2 separate regions of the Homo sapiens genome follow, and region 1 is linked to region 2. A link is an interaction called in ENCODE POLR2A ChIA-PET data of the cell type or tissue named here. Cell type or tissue: Panc1. All regions are shown on one strand. Each heading gives the region's core, and the rest is flanking DNA. Links, peaks and the distances in the headings are about the cores only.

Evidence for each region. Peaks named below come from ENCODE experiments on the same cell type or tissue, not always from the same donor. Only the 100,000 strongest peaks of a DNase experiment are listed, where the experiment ranks them.
Region 1: POLR2A ChIA-PET joins it to region 2 with 8 read pairs; 2 of 35 experiments call an interaction of 5 or more read pairs at or near these places.

What each region holds. Positions count from the first base shown.
Region 1 is chr2:55,537,731-55,540,662 of GRCh38, reverse strand. All of the region lies in intron 7 of CFAP36 (cilia and flagella associated protein 36), which reads right to left. Among named protein-coding and RNA genes, the nearest start is that of CFAP36, 19 kb to the right of the region's middle. In Panc1, for the core only: no CTCF peak of the experiment used is centred there; no DNase peak of the experiment used is centred there.
Region 2 is chr2:55,362,873-55,365,804 of GRCh38, reverse strand. CCDC88A (coiled-coil domain containing 88A) reads left to right here. Exons shown (of 33, transcript NM_001365480.1): 6 at 1,772-1,855. Among named protein-coding and RNA genes, the nearest start is that of CCDC88A, 56 kb to the left of the region's middle. In Panc1, for the core only: no CTCF peak of the experiment used is centred there; a DNase peak (open chromatin) is centred at 1,434; H3K27ac peaks cover 791 bases.

The DNA of each region.
Region 1 (2,932 bases), core at 284-2,783, 170 kb before region 2:
ATTCAATACAATATCAATCAAAATTTCAGCAAGTTATTTTGTGGATACTGACAAACAGATTCTAACATTTATATGGAGAGGCAAAACACCCAGAATAGCCAACACAATATTGAAGAACAAAATTGGAGGACTGACACTACCCAACTTGGAGACTTCAAACTACAGTAATCAAGAGAGTGTGGTATTTGCAAAAGAATGGAGAAATAGATCAACAGAACATAATAGAGAGCCCAGAAATAAACTCACATAAATATAATCAATTTATCTTTGACAAAGGAGCAAAGGCAATACGGTGAGGAAAGGAAAATGGACATCTGAAAGAAAAAATATGAATCTAGACACAAACTTTACACCCTTCACAAAAAATAATTCAAAATAGATCACAGACCTAAATGTAAAATGTAAAACTATAAAAATCCTAGAAGATAACATAGGAGGAAATTTAGGTGACCTTGGGTATGGTGATGACTTTTTTGATACAACACCAAAGGCACACCCTATGAAAGACATAATTAATAAGCTGAACTTCATTAAAATTTCTGCTATGTAAAAGACAGTATCAAGAGGATGAGAAGACAAGCCACAGACTGGAAGAAAATATTTTCAGAAGACACATCTGATAAAGGACTGTTATTCAAAATATACAAAGAACACTTAAAATTCAACAATAAGAAAATGAACCCAATTAACAAAAAGAAAACAAACAACCCAACAAATATAATGGGTCAAAAACCTTAACAGACTCATCACCAAAGAAGATACATAGATGACAAGCATATGAAAAGATGCTCCACATCATGTCATCAGGGAAATGCAAATAAAACAACAATGAGATACCACTACACACCTACTAGAATACTCCAAATCCAGAACACTGACAACACCAAATGCTGGCAAGGATGCAACAAGAACGCTCATTCACTGCTATGGAAATGCAAAATGGTATAGCCGCTTTAGAACACAGTTTGGCACTTTCTTACAAAACTAAACATACTCTTACTGTAAGATATAACAATCATGCTCATTGGTATTTACCCAAAGGAGCTGAAAGCTATGTCCAAACAAAAACCTGCACACTGATGTTTATAGCAGCTTTATTCATAATTGTCAAAACTTGGAAGCAACCAAGATTTTCTTCAGCAGATAAATGAATAAACAAACCGTGGCACATCCAGACAATGGAATATTATTCAGCACTAAAAAGAAATGAGCTACAAAGCCATGACAAGACATGGAGAAATCTTAAATGGATTATTACTAAGTGAAAGAAGCCAATCTGAAAAGGCTACGTACTACTGTATGATTTCAACTATATGACATTCTAGAAAAGGCAAAACTGTGGAAACAGTAAAAGATCAGTGGTTGCCATGGGCTAGGAGGTGGGAAGGATGAATAGGCAGAGCACAAAGAATTTTTAGGGCAATGAAACTGTATACTACATGATACTATAATGGTGAATGCATGTCATCATACATTTGTCAAAATCCACAGAATATACAATAGCAAGAGTGAACCCTAATGTAAACTATGCTCTTTGGTTGGTAATGTTGTGTCAAGGAAGGTTCACCAACGTAACAAATGTACTACTTTTGAGGGGGTCGATAATGGGAGAGGCTAGGCATGTACTAGGGCAGGGACTATATGGGGGAAATCTCTGTACCTTCTGCTCAATTTTACTGTGAACCTAAAACAGCTTAAATTAGGCATATTAAAGAAAGGTGTTCTCCAACTTACATTAAAAAATTAATGGGTAAACATCACACTAATCTCAATTATAGAAGTTCTTCTAAACTAAGGTTTAGAAGAATATATTTAGTGTCAGAAGACCAAGGTAAGTCATAATTTCACCATTGAAGAGTTCGGTGATCTTGGACAAGTCGCTCAGCTTCCTTGAATTTCTTTAAAAAAAAAAAAAAGAAGGGATGGGTACAGTGGCTCATGCCTATAATCCTAGTGCTTTGGGAGGCTGAGGCAGGAGGATCACTTGAGGCCAGGAGTTTGAGACCCAGCCTGGGCAACACAGCAACACCCGACTCAACAAAAATAATTTTTTTAAAAAAGATAAGAGTAGCCAGGCACAGTGGCTCATGCCTGTAATCCCAGCACTTTGGGAGGCCAAGGCAAGCAGATCACCTAAGGTTGGGAGTTCGAGACCAGCCTGACCAACATGTAGAAACCCCATCTCTACTAAATATATAAAATTAGCTGGGCGTGGTGGTGCCTGCCTGTAATCCCAGCTACTCAGGAGGCTAAGGCAGGAGAATCACTTGAACCCAGGAAGTGGAGGTTATGGTGAGCCGAGATCACACCATTGCACTCTAGCCTGGGCAACAACAGCAAAACTCTGACTCAAAAAAAAAAAAAAAAGATAAAAGAAAAACAAGGATTATAATATCTACCTCACAGAGTATATTTTTTTAATTGAGAAAAGGACATTTATTTAAAACCATAGGAATCCATAATAAAATGAACTGAATTCATGACCATAATTTCTGTTTCAGAATTACTTGTTTTCTTATATAGAAAATCAGTTCATATTGAGAATAGATTTGCCACATGTTGAAAAGGTCATCCACTAGTATTTCCTACAAGGATTCCTATAAATTTTGATTTCAAAGATATGATTTCTGACCAAATATCTGGACAAAATGGCTACCTCTTATTTTCTAGCTGTACTTAATTCATTGGAAAAGAAATTTAATATTATCTTTCCAAGTTCAGCTTCTCACTAACAAATACCATACAACTGTAAGCATGGAAGAGAATACCAAATGTTATGTGAACCTCTCTTGTAAGCTGCAGTCATGCACAAAGGCTAGTTACTCCCTCAAGGAGTTTTGCTCTCTACTCTGGGTTCCAGGCTTTACACGGAAACTTGAGGACTATACGCTCTCTTTCAGGTCAGTATCTCGTCTGCAACCTCTTTAACCAA
Region 2 (2,932 bases), core at 225-2,724:
TTCTTTTTTCCATCTTGACAGTCTTTCTCTTTTTTAGCCTTCAAAAGCCTATGAAATTTATTCTGTATCCTTAGGGAAGCCCAACCTGTTTATAAAACATTTTGAGAATGCTTAGCTTCTAAGAGTTAAATTAAGGTGTGAGATTTAGTAGAAATCGTGTGTGTTACAAGAGTAAAGGGAAAATTTTCATTGATTTGTGTTGAGATTGTGCTAAAGGACGAGCTCCTAAAGATAGTACAAGTAAAAAACAAGTGGCTCTGGCTTAGAAAAGGGAAGTATATCTATTTAGTCTAAACTGAAGGCAGAGAAAGATACGGCAGTTGAATTAAGGAACTCTTTGGTGAGTCATAGTCATTACCTTTGATAATAATTATGCTGTTTTGTGTTCTGATAGGTTCAGAAACTGTGTAGGTCAACAATTTTGGTAGTGTTAAATTTTAAAATTGATGTTACTATACCTGAAAAGTTAATTATGTTATATATGCTATGAATTTATGATTAGAACGTAATTCTTAATTGTTCTTACAAGGCCTGTCAAGTATTATTTGCTAGAAAAAAATTCTTGAGTTTAAACCCACTAAGTTTTATTCCATCCACCCAAAACTCTGACTTCCTAATCACAGCTAGGAATTATACATTTCTGGTAATTTAGTTTTAACCATTTTATTATCCTAATAATTCTGTGTTTACAAGATATAGAACTTTCTGCATTGATGGAAGTGTATTTAAATTGTATAGTAGTAGAAAATATAGCATTACAGTTTGATAAAATAAACACGTAAAGCATAAATCAGAGCCTTATAAGTTTCATGATCAAAGAGCTAGTTTGTAATTTTGTGACTATATTGTCCTCACTAGTAGTTCAGTAATTGGCCCAGGAGATGCATCTAAGTTAGACAAGGCAGTGCTGTCTATTTTGTAGGCACTTTGCATTTGTTAGCTGTAAGAATACAGTGATACTAGCAGTTGGTTTGCAGCATTAGAGATGTAGGTGAAGGTGGAGATTAAAATGCATGTTAAATTGTTAATGCTGACTGGAAGGAAAAGATTGTTTTGCATTTTAATATTTTTAATTTATATAAAGCTTTTTAAAAGTTACACAATAAAGAATTACCCCCTTTATTCCATTTGGTTACGTGTGTACTCATGTATATATTTTTTAAGTTTGCCTCTGGTAACTTTGCTCTGTTAGAAACAAATCAAATATTTATTAGATTATGTTATAAATGTTGAACTGGGCCACAAAAGTGGGTTTCTTTTATTAAGCTTGATAGGATGAAGATGTGAGAATGAATTGTAAGCTTGAAGTAAAAATTGCTTAAATTTTTTTTCCAAGAAGAAAGGCTGTGTTGTTTGGTAATAGTCAGGGACTGACTGAGCATTTTGGCTGTATTCCGAATTCTGCCACTGACTCACTGTGTTTTTTGGCAAGTAACTTATCCTCACTGAAACAAGTTCTTGATTCTTTACTTCTCTGTGTGTAAAGTTAGCATAATAATATTGTGCTAACCTCAGATGGGTTGTGTAATGGTTTCCCACTTTAGAACTTTCCAGCATAAAAATAGTATGGATTTTCAGTGCCTTGCTTTTTAAAATAATTATTTCTAAATTGTTGTTTATTAGGTAAGTATGTTGGACAATTTAAATGCAAAACAAAACTCTTACTATACTTTTCAAAATATAGCAAACCTCATAAAGTTTTAGTTATATATAACATTTTAAGGACCATACCCTATAAAGTATGAATAACTATTTTATTCATTTATTTTAGTGTCAGAAAAAAGAGGAATTTATTGAAAGAATTCAAGGTTTAGATTTTGATACAAAAGCAGCGGTTGCCGCACATATTCAAGAGGTAATGACATATATACAATTTTACGTGCTATTTATGAAGCTTGTGGTGTGTTTATTTGTCTATCTCCTAAAATACTTCAAAGTCATAGAATAAGCAAGAACAAATCAACAAATATAGATGGACCCTGCTTTTATACAAATTGTCTTCTCTTTAGAGATAGTTTCTTACACTTGGCACACTGTTAACTACAAATATACTCTTGCCTTTATTCTATAGTGACATAGGCAGAAAGTGTTATTTGAGGAATGAGGTATATGTCTTTGTTAGAATGGATTACAAAGCAGTAAATGGAAACAGCAGAAAGTGGAACACTGCTTGTAATTCAAAACGATAGTGAGGTAAGATGACAAGCTTAGTATTATTCCATTGATTTTCTTTTGAAAGAATAGATGCATAATTTTTATTAAAGATATTACTTGAATTATAAACACATTAATGATTTGTAGCATTCATATAAAAACTTAAGTCTAGGGCATATTGTGCAGTGTCAAATAATTGAAATTAAAATTTGTTAAGATTCATTTTAAAAGCTGCTGTTTCTATGTCTGTCTATTCTTGGGCTTTTAATCTTATAAAGACACTTTAGAATTAGTATGTTAAATTTTACATGTTGATTAGAAAAGGGAAAAGAAAATTTTTTATAGTGAAAATTGGTAGTATTTAAAATATTCTTTGTTCAAAAGACTTTTGTGTTCCATAGGACATCTTTTCTCTTATTTAGCATTTGTAAAGCCCAGATTTCTTATCAGTAACATTATTATCAACAATAAGCATATTAGTACTTTACAAGATGTAGTTTTATAGGTAGTCTCCCATTATAGAGACATACTTGCTTTATGCTAGTTATATGGATTTGTTTTATTCTGAATAAATGCTAAGTATTGCAAGTTACTGAATTTGCCACCATCCTTGGAAGTGTAATTATTTTTGCTGTTTGTTATGAAAGTTAAAGCAAGTTATTAGAATTACACTGAGAAATGGAAGGCACTTATATAACTTTTCCATTCTTTTCAAGATCTTTATATTGGTAATCCTTTCTCCTAAGCTTCTGTGACAGTGTCATCTTCAGAATCTATA